Regions from separate parts of the Homo sapiens genome. Here region 1 is linked to region 2. Evidence: chromatin contacts called from ENCODE Hi-C or POLR2A ChIA-PET data. All regions are on one chromosome and are shown on one strand. Each heading gives the region's core, a stretch centred on a gene start or an enhancer-like site at or near the end of the contact. The rest is flanking DNA. Distances are from core to core; before and after follow the strand shown. Region 1 overlaps DLGAP1 (DLG associated protein 1). Region 2 overlaps MYL12B (myosin light chain 12B).

Evidence for each region. A loop is a pair of places that touch in the nucleus more often than their neighbours do. ChIA-PET counts read pairs that join two places held with the same protein, here RNA polymerase II (POLR2A). Pooled maps may share reads with other maps.
Region 1: a loop to region 2 is called in a map of Panc1, with 5 times the contacts of the local background. The contact joins two enhancer-like sites. A Hi-C loop is called at or near these places in 3 of 168 maps with a recorded cell type or tissue (CD14-positive monocyte, Panc1 and aorta) and 6 of 50 pooled maps. POLR2A ChIA-PET finds 5 or more read pairs at or near these places in 6 of 52 experiments (A673, HEK293, OCI-LY7 and 2 more).

What each region holds. Positions count from the first base shown.
Region 1 is chr18:3,495,912-3,503,040 of GRCh38, reverse strand. DLGAP1 (DLG associated protein 1) reads left to right here. Exons shown (of 13, transcript NM_004746.4): 12 at 396-548; 13 at 3,647-7,009. The coding sequence ends at 3,856. Among named protein-coding and RNA genes, the nearest start is that of GAPLINC, 33 kb to the right of the region's middle. Within about 2 kb of position 3,908, at least 3 of the 41 ENCODE cell types and tissues checked have a DNase peak (open chromatin) inside an H3K27ac peak, as active enhancers do; they include OCI-LY7, where a contact is called at or near this core.
Region 2 is chr18:3,275,038-3,282,141 of GRCh38, reverse strand. It overlaps MYL12B (myosin light chain 12B), which reads right to left. Exons shown (of 4, transcript NM_033546.4): 3 at 4,728-4,889; 4 at 3,681-4,377. The coding sequence ends at 4,205. Among named protein-coding and RNA genes, the nearest start is that of MYL12-AS1, 16 kb to the right of the region's middle. Within about 2 kb of position 2,886, at least 4 of the 41 ENCODE cell types and tissues checked have a DNase peak (open chromatin) inside an H3K27ac peak, as active enhancers do; they include OCI-LY7, where a contact is called at or near this core.

The DNA of each region.
Region 1 (7,129 bases), core at 2,659-5,158, 220 kb before region 2:
GCATGTAGTGGAATACAAACTCTAATAATAATACACTGTATTTTTTTTTTCAGAAATGTCATTTTCATTTGAATATGGTGTTTTAAAATACGTCCTGTAGTAGATCACACATTCTGGAATTTTTCATATGTTTAGACCCTTCCCCCATACCATATTGAATTGATAGATGTGGTATCACAACAGAAGAGTTTTACAACCTTGACATTTGAGAATCACTGACTCAAACGGATGAGTGTATAAAATTAACATTTGTAACCTCACTTTTACCTCGTGTCGGAAAACCAAAAGGAACTAGTCCTCCTTATGTTGTTTGAAATATTTGAAAATGCCTTTTTGGCCCTGTGCTTGTCAAGAATTGCTTCTAAAGCATGAATGTTTTTCTTTCTCTTGTGCAGAATCCTAATGCTCATCCAAGACCCACCTCCCAGGATTTGGCGGGGTTTTGGGACATGCTGCAGTTGTCCATAGAAAATATTAGTATGAAATTTGATGAACTTCATCAGTTAAAGGCCAATAATTGGAAACAGATGGATCCTCTTGACAAGAAGGTAGAACAATGTAGATTTTGTATGGTTCATTTAAAAACCTGCACAAACACTGGACAGTCTAAATAGGCTTCTGCATTCAGTCCTGCTGTTTACAATGTGAAATGGAGCTGATATCATATTAATTTCATTGTAATGACAATGTTTACATAGTAATCATTTGGGATATTATCTGTAATATGTTTCAGGCATATTTTTAAAGAAAAACCTGTCTTTGTGAATTGGAAAATGGGAATGTGGCTTTTTTTGTTAATTAAACTTTAAGTTAAACCATTTTAGTCACTGGAAGGAACTGCCTCCATTTTGCTTTTTAAACTAAAATAAATGACATCTTCAGTGCATGAATCCATAGAACAAGAGTTCAACTTCCTTACACCCCTAGGATGTGTTTTCAAGAAAAATAGGATGCCCTGAAAAATAACTGACTTTGATAATCATTTCATAAATATAGTAATAAAGAAATTACTGTTGTTCAAGTCTAAAAATATATACCATAAAGTTTCACAGTAATTACATAAATGTTGGGTTTTTTTTTTTTTTTTTTTTCAAAACAGTTTTGCTTTTGGTTGATTTGCCTTGGGGAATATTGCTCACTGGGGTCCTCATGCATCAGTTTAGAAATAAAGACTTAAATTCTTTTACTTTAATTAATCAACTCTAATTTTCACATTTGATTATGGTGTTCCACGAGGCTCACACGGGTATCCAATGTCCAGCTCCCCAGGCTGGCATGTCAAACGTGACTTTTTTAACCCTTTGCTTTCCTATGGCCTCAGGTCAAATAATTCCAAGAGAATCAACCTCTGAAAATTGGAATGGCTGTTCCCTTGAAATGCTGGTGGCCCTGTTCTTTTCAGGTCCCCTCACCTACCAGAAAGCTAACAGCAATCTAATCCATTCTGCTACCGCATATCATGTTTTCAGGGTTCTTGGGGTCAATGGTCTCCCAGGAAAAATCCAGTCCCAAGGGACCATCTGTAAGTGACAGGAGGGTGATGCTCTCATCACTGTCCCCCGTTTCCAATTCTGTCACCATCAAAATGGGGGTCGTAGTGTTAAGTTGGAAAGTACTGTTGATGTACATGTGGCCTCTCACTTGGGAAGCCAAACATTTGTACCCAATCTAGTTTTCTTTAATCTGTGTTTAAAACTATCTGCTAGATAAGCTTTAAATCAGTCTTATTTTAAGAAAACACTACAAATGCACACATACTGGTAATTTAGTTTCCAGAGCTGATGCATCTAATTTTTTTTTTTTTTTTTTAAATAATCATTGTTGGCTGGGCATGGTGGCTCATGTCTGTAATCCCAGCACTTTGGGAGGCTGAGGCGGGTGGATCACTTGAGTCCAGGAGTTCAAAACCAGCCTGGGCAACAATATGGTGAAACGCCGTCTCTACAAAAAGTACAAAAATTAGCTGGGCGTGGTGGTACACACTTGTAGTGCCAGCTACTTGGGAGGCTGAGGTGGGAGGATTGCTTGAACTCGGAGAGTTTGAGTCTGCAGTGAGCCGTGGTTGCGCCACTGCACTCCAGCCTGGGTGACAGAGCGAGAGCTTGTCTCAATAATAATAATAATAGTAATCATTGTTTAAAAAATCCAAATGTATAAGGAAAGGAAAATGACTAAAAAATATCCAATATTCATATTTCTAAAAATATCCACTGAGTTATTCCACAATGAAGATTTAAAATGTCTAAAAGAAGAGATGCTAAGAATTGATATATGTAACCTATTGATATTTACATAGTAAATCATTAGTTAGCTTGATTTTTACGGTTTTTAATGGACTTTGCCTGTGATCAGAGCTTTTCATCACCCCATGAACCTGAGGAGAAAAATGAACAAGCACAATCAGAGTTGGGAGAATATAGTTTGCACTCCAGGCTCTCCTTTTTTCTCTTTTAAGCCACACAGACTCCACCTTAGACAGCCGGTGGGGTAGCTCCAGGGTGAGAAGTTGAACTAGGCACTTGCTCTGGCAAGCAGGGAGGAATTGCTGTGCTGAGCATTGGTGTTAAGATACAAAGAGTACTCTTTGGAGAATCACCGAAACTATATTTTAAGATAATGTTCACGCTTCATTTTATGAGAATGGAGGGTATTTTATTTAAAATGAAAACATCAGTTTTATGTGCACCCTTTCACAGTCTACAACTTCAACCTTCTTTGCCTAAAAATCCTTTGTGGTCTAGACGCCATTCTTTCCTGCTGCATTTTTTTTAATGCCAAAGAGATGACTGTCTTTTGTTTTTGCAGTGGCATTGAAAATATCCGCCCATTTCATAGTTTGCTGCTGATAAGAGGAATGACCTCTTTCATCCTGTGTCAACTTTTCATGGCACAGTTTCTGCCCCTGTGATTGGAATTGCTTCCTGGGCCACCACAGTTATCCCGAGGCCCCTAGTCAGAGTCACCTTGGAACTGACTTAATTAACTCTCGAGTGTAGGAAATATCAATGGCCTCCCTCTCCCGTGACCCTGTATATTGTATATTGCTTGTGTGTTCGTGTGTGGTGTGCAAAAGGGTCTAACCTGGTGTAGCACCAACAAAGCTAAAGAACACAATCTGATATCTCTTCTTCCTCCTCTGTTTATTTAGGTTTGGTGGGAAGGGGACGGTGGGCGGGCCGGGGACAGAGCGGAGATGTTTTTAAGCTCTGAACCAAGCTTGCACCCGGTGACTTGCATCCTTAGAGGGGATGCAGGGGTTCTAAGATGCTGCTGCAGCCGCTGCTTCCTGGCCCATCTCTGGCACCAGGAGGAGTCTGGAGTCTCCAGAGAGAACCGCACTCAATGTGCTGGGAGCCGCAGGCTTTCCGCAGGGGGCCTTTAAAATACCCACTTCCTTCCCTTGGAGAGACCTAGTTCTGCAACCCAGCCTTACCCTGGGCCTTAAGCTTACCGGGATTTTTTTTTTTCTGCATCTTTTGAATGCCCAAGCCAGAATAATGAAGAAAAAAGTAGATATGCAGTGTGCAGATCAGAACTAACCACCCCTAGGTAAAAAACTGTGTGTTCTAACTACTGACCTATCCCAGTTTTTCCCAAGCTTGTCCTGAGAAGCTGTGTAATGTCCTGAACCTTCTGCTTTGATCAGGAGAGAAGGGCCCCTCCTCCAGTGCCAAAGAAGCCGGCGAAGGGCCCCGCGCCGCTGATCCGGGAGCGCTCGCTGGAGAGCTCGCAGCGCCAGGAGGCCCGCAAGCGCCTGATGGCCGCCAAGCGCGCCGCGTCCGTCCGCCAGAACTCGGCCACCGAGAGCGCCGAGAGCATCGAGATCTACATCCCCGAGGCGCAGACCCGGCTCTGAGCGCCCCGCAGCCCGGCCGCCGCCGCCAAGCATCTGTCCCCTCCTCCCCCGGCCGCTCCTCTGCCGGCTGCCTCTCCCCCTCCGAGCCCGTCCGCTCCCGAGCTCGGTGACTTCCACTGTCGCGGTGTAGTTGTCCACCTCGCAGGAGCCGCCCCCCGGGCCCCCCTCAGCCCCCCACTTCCCGTACCCGTTTGCCCATCTCCTTCTTCACCGAGCTTCGCCCCCTGTCCTGATGCCGTCGCCCTGCCTCATACTGAGATCCAACCCTTTATTTTCTGGGCAAAGCCAAACCCACCTGTGTAGAAGTGATGCCTTTAGGTCACCCGCCGTCCTCAGTTCTCTCGAGCTAGTCTGTTCAGCAATATAAAACCATAGGGTATTTCAGAAATCCAGTATCACAGGGTGATCCTTTGGGACTTACCGTCTTCCACGTGAAAGAAACTAGGCCTCCGATTCCCTTTATTTCCCCTAAATGGTTATTCTTTTAAAAAAGCAGATGGAGCACTTTATTCCCAACCTCAGAAATCACACCATCTCACTGGAATCCATGAGGGACACAGAGAGAGGGGACCAAGCCTGGCCTGGGGGTGGGGGACCTGGATGTGTAGCAAGGATGGGAGAAGCGAAATCTGCAGGTGCTGGGGGCACCTGCACACTCACAGCTGCACAAACTGCCTCACTGTTACTTCATCAATCACAGCTTCAAATGTCTCAATCAGCAGAAGATTGTAAATTCGATCTTTCAGGGAAATTAATCTATTCTGAAAGGCAATAACATGAAGCAAGGCAAAGGAGGCACTGATGGTTTAGTATACTACATAAGGGATTTTTTTGTTCTATTATTAAGAAAATCTAGACCTGAAATGTTTTCTCAACTCTTATTGTACTGTGTATATTTATATTGTTGTCGTGGCGGCTGTTTTTAAAGGGAAAGTGTTGGTTCTATTAATTTGTTAAGTGTCCATCCAGGTGGGCCTACCTGATTCCACATATATAAGTACATATCTGCTTATAAAGCGCTGTAAATGGCAGCAAGGCTGTTTTTGGAGAAGAGTTTGGGTTTTCCTACCATCCCTTTGAATGCTACACATCCGTCTATTTTAACCCAAGTAGTTCGTATTTCAGATATATTTTCTCCTTTCATCTCCTCTCACTACTGCAGAGTCCAGTAATACCTAGCATAGGATTCTGTCCTGTGTCAAATGGCTAAAATAAATTTTTGCCCCAATAGACATGCTGCCTCATTCAAAAGAGCTGCCGCTGTCATCTTGAGGTTCCAGGTAGTGAGAGAAGAAACTCGACCTGCCAGGGTCAACAGCCATGAAGAGGTGGGGGGAGTCATGATTCATAAACACTGAAAGAAGTCAAGGCTTTTGGCAGAGAGTGTTGATTTAGATTTTTAGTCTTGATTGATGGGCAGTATGCATCGGTGTCTAGCTGAAGTTGTCTTTAAATGCCCTTACTCGTCACAGTTTAAACACTTAGGATGTGGCAATCTTAAGTATCAATGGCATTTTATGTCCAGCTAACATCCTAAAGCATTAGAAATTAAAAACGAAAGACTTTTAAAAACATACATCAAACATGCTTGCACCAGAGAAGCTTTTTAAAATAATACACTCTCATAGCCAGGTGCTAATTTAATTTTACTTATGAAATTAAGAGAGGTGATGGGTTCTAGCAACAGATATTTTCACGGACATATTCTAAAACCACTAGAGAATTCGCTACCTCTCAGAGCCATCGATGCTTTGAGCTACCTTTATAAACAGGGCACAAATGTTTACTGCTGTGGTTTACAAGAAAAGGGCTACTCACTTATTTTGAAACCAACGAACCAACTTTTAACTAGGGTGAACAAAGCACTCAAAGTGCTTTGTGAAATTGGAGCATACAGAGATTTTGAGCTTCAAGTATTTGCTAGTTTTAAAAAGAATACACCTTTTCTTTACCTTGTAGCAGCAATTAAAAGTCACACAAAGCTTGCATCGAGTAGGGCCAACTGCCACTTGGGTAGCCTATGGTCACATTCAATACTGAGAATGACTTGGAACTCACAGATTAATATGAAAGAAGCAGCGTTCATCCCAAGACCCATGCTCACAATTACAGCTCCGTGCCCTGAGGTAGAGTTGAGATTTGGATTAAGAAATAGATTTCTAATACGACTCAAGATCATCCTACAATATTTTCTTTGGAAACTAATTTAGCCCATGATATTTTAAAGAGAGACAAGAGAAGGCCTATTTATCTTGTCTAAGTGAACGGCATTTGTATATTCATAAGCTATTTTTGGTAAGAATTTTAAATCTTTTAGCTCAAGGCCTACAGGGCATCATGATCTTTGCCTTCCTTGAAAATACAATTTAAATTGTACAAACACTTTATAAAAAGCTAATTATTGGTGTTAGAACATGACCCCACACAATGCTGCTTGACCCCTGAAACTGACATTCATGAGCATAACCTTTGTTACATTGTTCTTTTTGATGTAATTTGTAGAAATGTTTTTTAGTTCGTAATGGAAAATGTATGTACCCTGAAAAATTACTTATTTTGTTTAACTTTGGTATAAAGGTGTTGGGCATTTTCTTGGGGAGGGGGGGATTACAAAAGAAGTTTGTCTCCCACATCAAAAAACGTTCAAAGAAATTAAGTATTTATTATATTTTTTGCAGATGTTTCCATACAATTCACATAACCTTTTTGTAAAGAGAGATGAAGAAATGGATTAAAGATTTTTAATATTTGAAATGGTAAATAGAACTAATTTATTGTAATATATTTCTGTTATTTATAGATGTTTCCTTAATGTTTTACTGTGCATTACCACTTTCATTTAAGCCTTATCCTTGTGAATTTACCATTTCTTTTTTAAAACATGTCTAGATGCATATTTTAAATAACTGGAATGTAAATCACTAGCATATCTGAATTCCCAAATGTAATTTTTAAAAATTATTTTGGTTTGGAAAAAAAAGATTCATTTGAAAGCCTTCAGATGGAGGGGTGGGAACATTTTTATGGCTTTATGAATTGGAATTTCATAGGCTTATTTACCTAGATTGTGTGTGAACAAAAAAATATTGTAAATAGATGAATGTTTCCCATAATGTAAAAAGAAGAAATTAATAAAATAATTAATGCACTGCTTTCAGGTCTGTGTGTTTTTACTAGAGTCCCACTTCTTCCAAAATATGCTTTATTGTCTTTTGACGGGAATACTTCTGCAATTAAGAAGCGTATCATTCTAACTTTCACTGTACAGCACGT
Region 2 (7,104 bases), core at 1,637-4,136:
AAGTGATGGTAACAAGAACGACTTGTTCAAGTCAGTAAGTGGAGGAAGTCTGGTCTTTTCAGTGCAAAGCCTATGATCTCATGTTCAACAAAGGTCATTATTTCGGTGTAAAAGCCACTGGAGCCAAGCTGAGATTCTGGCACTTTCCAAGCACTCAATAAATACTTGTAAATTAATGAAGGAAGGAGGAAGGAAGGAAGGAAGGAAGGAAGGAAGGAAGGAAGGAAGGAAAAAAGAGGGGAGGGGAAGGGGAAGGAAAAGGCAAAAGGGGTGGAGAAGGGGAAGGGAATTTGCCATTGATATTTGTAAAAAGGAGTCCTAGAGATTATTCCCTACATTTGGGGCTCATGAAATAGTATGAATTTAATTGTAAGACTTTTCATCAATTATTTAAGAAACAACTTTGAGAAAGTCACAGCATTACTGACAATAATGCTGTCTAGATACTCATGATTTGGCTGCTTTATCTCAAATTCATTAGGGAATGGGTTAAGACAGTACTATATTAAGAACAATAGTGCCACCTAGTGACACTTCTAGTTATTGTCTCTAAAATTGCCTATGACAACCATTCTAAAAAAAAAAGATCCACTTAAGAGACTGTGTGATATGTGCAATCCATCATCTTCATCATTTTTCTATACAAGAAACCTTTTCTTGAAATTTTAGTATGTGATAAATCTTTACATCCTCATTCAGATTTCCCAGATGATGTTTCTAAGGGATCTTTTTATACCCGATTTTTCAGTAGTTTATGTTTCTATTTCAAAAACTGTGTTTCTTATAATTTAAGAAATATAAATTTATTTTATATTTCTGTTTCTTATATTTTAACACATATCAATTTTGAGATGCAAATCAGTATAATTGCTGCTCGTAGGATAGACAGTATTAAATATATACATTGTGAGACATTCTGATCAGGCTACAGGTACTAATTATGTAATTAGGAAATTATAGGTTTAATGAGAAGCACCCATCTCGGTCAAAAAGGTTAGAAGCTCGACATTTCTCTAGCTTCTTTAGTTATACAAAGTTGAGCAGGTCAGGTAACTTCAGTAATCTCATCTGTGAAATGGGATGACAATTCCTACTTTATCCACTTCCTAGCGTTCTGAGGATCAAGCACAATTCACAAACGCTTGTAAAACTGGCTCATGACCATAAGAAACTATCGACGGTGTTTCCATAATCACTTTCTTGGGAGGAGCACAACTGCCTGCGCTCAGGTGACTGCCCCACTGCTTATTCCCTGTGTAACTTTGGGAAGTTACTTCCTTGCCCCCTGACATTTCATTTGTAGAACAGGGATAACAATACCTACCTCAGGCCGGCCGCGGTGGCTCATGCCTGTAATCCCAGCACTTTGGGAGGCTGAGGCGGGCGGATCACTTGAGGCCAGGAGTTTGAGTCCAGCTTGGCCAACATAGTGAAACCCCATCTCTACTAAAAATACGAAAATTAGCCAGGTGTGGTGGTGCACACCTGTAATTCCAACTACTTGGGAGGCCGAGGCACGAGAATCGCTTGATTGAACCTGCAAGTGGAGGTTGCAGTGAGCCAAGACTGTGCCACTGTACTTCAGCCTGAGTGACTCTGTCTCAAAAAAAAAAAACAAAAAAAACCCAAAAAGACCTACCTCAAAGGGCAGTTGTGTAACGTGCTTCGTACATAGTGAATACTCAGTGCATTTTCACTATGTGACCACACACACACACTCACTGCAGTGGCCACAGAATCAACCATCAACTTAGGAGATTGTCACTATGTGGTTCTCAAAAGGAGATATTAAGTAGACAAAGTTTTCATCGTCATCATTAATAATATTTACTGGACACCAAAAAGAAACAAAGTCTTGGCCCAGGTGTCTTCCACTACTGGATTCCACAACACTCTTCACAAATAATACAGATGAAACAGAACAGTGTGTCAGGTAAACGTAAGGCAGTCGAGAAACAACTAAGTTTTTTTGTTTTTAATCTTCAAAACTTTTCTCTCAATTTTTCAAATCTGGCTTTAAGCAGATCAATAAAATAAGCACAGTTACGATTATGCCAGAGATGGAAACAAGGCTGAGCTGGAGGGGAGGAAACAGATAGGACCCGGAGAGGCGTTTTATAGCTATCTCCCCTGGACCTGAGTCCATGCTGCCCCCTCTTGCCTGGACGACGGCAACAGCCTCCATACCGGCCTTCTTGCTTCTCTTCGTGCCCCTCCATTCAAGACACAGCACCAACACTGATTTTAAAAATATAAATCACCTTTCTTCCCTGCATTTCACATTAGGACTCTGCTCCAAATACCCTCCCTGGACCCGTATCATCCATGTGCTCTCCCGATGCTCCTACCACACGACAGCCTCGCCCTGATCCTCACATGGGTCCGGACCTCCTTCCTGTCATTCAGATCTCAGCTTACCACCCAGAGGCCTTTCCTGACCACCCTGTCATGCATGCCCAGTTCTCTGCACAGCACTTAACCTGAAATTGCACATGGATTGTCTGCCAGCAGAGAATGCAGTCCCACGAGGGCAGCATCCTTGTCTGTCCCACCCCCCAGTTATCCCCAACCCTTACAACAGTGTAGGGTACATAACAGGTGGTTGACAATGGTTCAATAATCATCAAGATTATCCCACCGTATTTTTCTGTTTCCTGTGAAACACACAATTCTCCACCTGGTTTTGTGACACATTGTGGTGAGTTTAAGCTTCTAAGTGGAAAAAAGAGCCAGATGTAGATTCTTATATTTGTTAGATCTTGGGCAGGAGCTTCAGTCTAAACTTCAGGTCTATTAATAAAAAGTAGAACTGATACCTCAGAGACTAAGAGGATTGGGTGATAAATGTGACAGTTCATATGAGCTGCTCCCTCATTCTAATGATAAAAGGAAGCCCAGGCAAATTGTTAGCAAGTGAATACAGACCAGCCTACTGCCCCAAGTTGTAAAGCACCAATATTAAACAACATATAAATGCTTTGGTGTTAAGCAGACAAAATACCATCACAATACTTTTAAGAGGGGAAATCGGTATTGAACAACGTTGGGTAATTTTTTAAAACGGATTTTTTCCTTTTTTAGATTGTTCTCTTTATTCTCGTATTGCTTGGCCTTGAGGATTCTGAGCTCACAGCAACCTTGTCTTTCGGCTCTTTTCTAGTCTATATATTACATGAAGTGCCTTCAAACACACAATAGTATTGTTTATTTTAACCTGGAATAGAATTTTCTGAAATTCTGTTCCAATCATCAATTACCCCAAGATTATTTTAAATTTCAATAATGACCACAGAATTGTATCATAATAGAACAGAAATGTCTTGACTCTTTTAGACATTTGGGGCTTTTCAGAGACAGTATCGTGGTTCCAGCACTGTGAGCTCTGAAGTTAGGTGCCCTAGGTTGGAATTCCAACTCATGTCCTAATAGTTACCCTAATCAACTGCTCAAGTATGCTAGGTCCTCCCACTTGAAATACAGGGCTAATAAAAATCCCACAAGGTTGTTGGGAAGATTCAAGAAAAATTGTGTAGGCACAACGCTCCACATATAGTAAATGTACAATAACTAATCTTCGGAATTTTGCCTCTTCTCAGAATCTTAGATGAACGCAATGTTTAATGTTTTCCCAGATACATTCTATATTTATCATTTAATAAACATCTGACTAGAAGCGTGAAAAACAATGGCATAACTAGTTTTTACTGCATAATAATGTTAAAGGGTACTTAAAAGTTCTGAAGAACACTGTCCCATATATGTGAAAAATCAATTTTACCATAAAACCTGAATCATATGAAGTTGAAAACCTGAAAAAAGGACTACCCCCACCTATCAATCATTTGTTTAACTTGCCATTACATTGCATTTGAGTCAGCATAATCTTTATTTCAAAATAACATTTTTATTATATAAAAATGTAAAAATCCAGCAAAACCAGAAATACGAATATATTTTTCTGGGCTTTCACATTTGTTGATTTTTATTCGCGATCTTTTTCAATACAATTTACACCCTCATCCCCATTTCCAGTCTGATTATACAAGTGCTAAGTGGCAGAAAGGTCTGGAATAAATACATCAAAAAGAAGAGGCAAAGCTGTGAAACTAAGTTGCATGCAACAGGTTCTATGAGGGTGGGGGAAGTGTCTGAGAAGTAAAAGAGAGTAAGACAATGTAACTGGAAGATTTTAGCTAAAGTTCTTTCAGTCATCTTTGTCTTTGGCTCCATGTTTCAGGATGCGTGTGAACTCGATGTAATTGAAATTCCCCTTTTTGTCAATAGGTGCTTCTCTGTACAGCTCATCCACTTCCTCATCTGTAAACCGATCCCCCATGGTTGTCAGCAGCTCTCTTAGGTAATCTTCCTGAATGGTGCCTGGAAGACAATAGAAAGAAGAAAGCAGTCATCAATACTTCCTGGCACTTTGATGGTTCATTCCTAAAGCTTGTCAATCGTATAAAATATTTCAGAATATCCATATCTATAAACAAAGTAAGTTAGTGAACTAAGGCTATATGAACTATATCATTATGTTTTCCAATTATTCTTAGAGTTCTGTGTTAATATTAGATCAAATCATTTAAAAGCTCAGAAACAGATCATATGCTTACAAAATTATTCTTAAGCAAATATTTTCTAAAGGTAAAAAAAGAAAACCCCTTCTATTTCACAGAAGTACTTTATATAGTGTGGAATGAGGCTGGGCATAAACAAATAGCACTCACCTGTTGCTTCTTCATCAAAGCAAGCAAAGGCGTTTCTGATGACATCTTCAGGATCTGTGCCATTTAACTTCTCACCAAACATGGTCAGGAACATGGTGAAATTGATGGGCCCTGGGGCCTCATTCATCATGGCATCAAGGTATGCATCAGTGGGATTCTTCCCTGTAAGAATACACATTTTAACATTTAAAGACAAAAACATTTAATTTCAATAGTTATTTCACTATTATTATGCTCCCCAACATATTTTTAAAATGTACATCATTTGAAACTAATTTTTCAATTAACTTTAAGAACATTTTAAAAAGATTATTTTTGACAACTTAAAAAATATTGGATACATCATTATAAAAATGTATTCCAGGCTTATATTGAAGGTTATTTATTCGTTTATGTGAACTTTCTGTTCATTATTTTTCATTAAAAACAAAACAAAAACCTGAAGCCAGGCAGTGCCACATTATTACATCTTAATTTTTTTTTTTTTTTTTTTTTGGACTATAGGCATGTGCCACCATGCCCTGCTAATTTTTTGTTTTTTGTAAAGACTGGGTTTCACTATGTTGCCCAGGCTGGTCTTGAACTCCTGAGCTCAAGTGATCCACCTGCCTTGGCCTCCCAAAGTGATGGGATTGCAGGCGTGCATCACCGCGCCCGGCCTACATCCTGAATGTTGATAACATCAATGGTCCATCGGGGAGTCAGTTCAATACCAGTCATACAAAAAAATCTAAATATTCACACTTCCAGTTGTGGTACAGATGCCCATAAGTTGATATGCTTCAAAGTTGTATTTATAAGTTGGCCATTTAAGTTTAAACTATTAGCATGGTTTTGAATTGGCAGCTTATTTTGAACAATGTTAGATATCTTCAAACACTGTTTACACATGTCATTGAACTGTGGTCTTCTTTGGTATTGTTTGTAATGGGAAATCTTAATCTCCATTCCAAGTGTGAACACTTCTTTTAGTGCAGTGGTGAGGGAACTCCCCTGACCTTTCCCTAGGAGCTGAAAGAAATCTCCCTGGAATGGCCAGACATGGTGGGAGTGTTTTTGAGGCCCCGTGGTGTGGGAAAAGCAGCACTGAACCAAGGATCTGGAATACTGGGTTTGAATCCCAGTTCTACCACTGGTTGTGTGATATAGGAGGAAGTGGCAGAACTGGCATTCAAACCCAGTATTCCAGATCCTTCGTTCAGTGCTGCCTTATGTAGAATTTACTTCTTTTTTTAAAAAAGTCTAACATTGACTGGTTAAAGTTGGTATCTCAAAGGTATCTTCCAACATTAAGTTTATATGATTTTACATGAAAAGAACATCTATTAGTCAGATATTCATATCTAAGGAACCATCTCAAAATTATACCCAACTAAGTCAAAGCTAGAATGACAATCAAAGCTACCATTATAGTTCATATGTAAGTTTTAATTCTGGGAATTTGGGTGAAATGTAAACATCATGTTGGCATCTATTTCACTGCATTGCAGTCCTACCTGATTACACTTACTCAATGTTCCAATATCAAAATTAGCCCAAAATTAAACTCAAGATTCACTGAATAAGTTAAAGTAGCTAAAAAGATCTACTTTTCTACCTCCAGATTTAACCCAACTCACTTGCAGCATTTTTTGGGGGGAAGAAAAACTGTAACCAAAAGGTGTGAAGAGAACGCTAGGGTACAAAAAGTTACAGGGATTTAAAATGAATTGGTTTAGGCTAAGCACTTATGGACCCGCTCAAGACATCCAATGTAATCTGTTGATTTGAAAGGTAAATACGTATCTTTTAAAAATTCATATTTATTTAAATTGCTTTGGGTACACAAGAGGTGTATATATTTATGGGGTACATGAGATACTTTGATACAGGCATATAATGCAAAATAATCACATCAAGGTAAATGGCATAGCCATCCCTTCAAGCATTTATCATTTCTTTGTGTTACCAACATTCCAACTATACTGAGTTATTTTAAAATGTACAACAAATTACTGCTGACTGCAGTCACCTTGTTATTCTATCCAATACTAGATCTTATTCATTCTATCTATACTTTTGTATCTATTAACAGTTCCCACTCTTCTCCCTGCCCTTCCCAGTCTCTGATAACCATCCTTCTACTTTCCATCTCCATGAGTTCAATTATTTTAACTTTTAGCTCCCACAAGTGTGTGAGAACATGTGAAGTTTGTCTTTCTGTGCCTGGCTTATTTCACTTAACATAATGTCTTCCATTCCATCCATGTTGCTGCAATGACAGGATCTCATTTTTTATGGTCGAACAGTATTCCATTGTACATAAGTACCACATTTTTAAAATCCGTTCATCTGGTGACGGACACTTACGGTGTTTTCAAATCATGGCTGCTGTGAA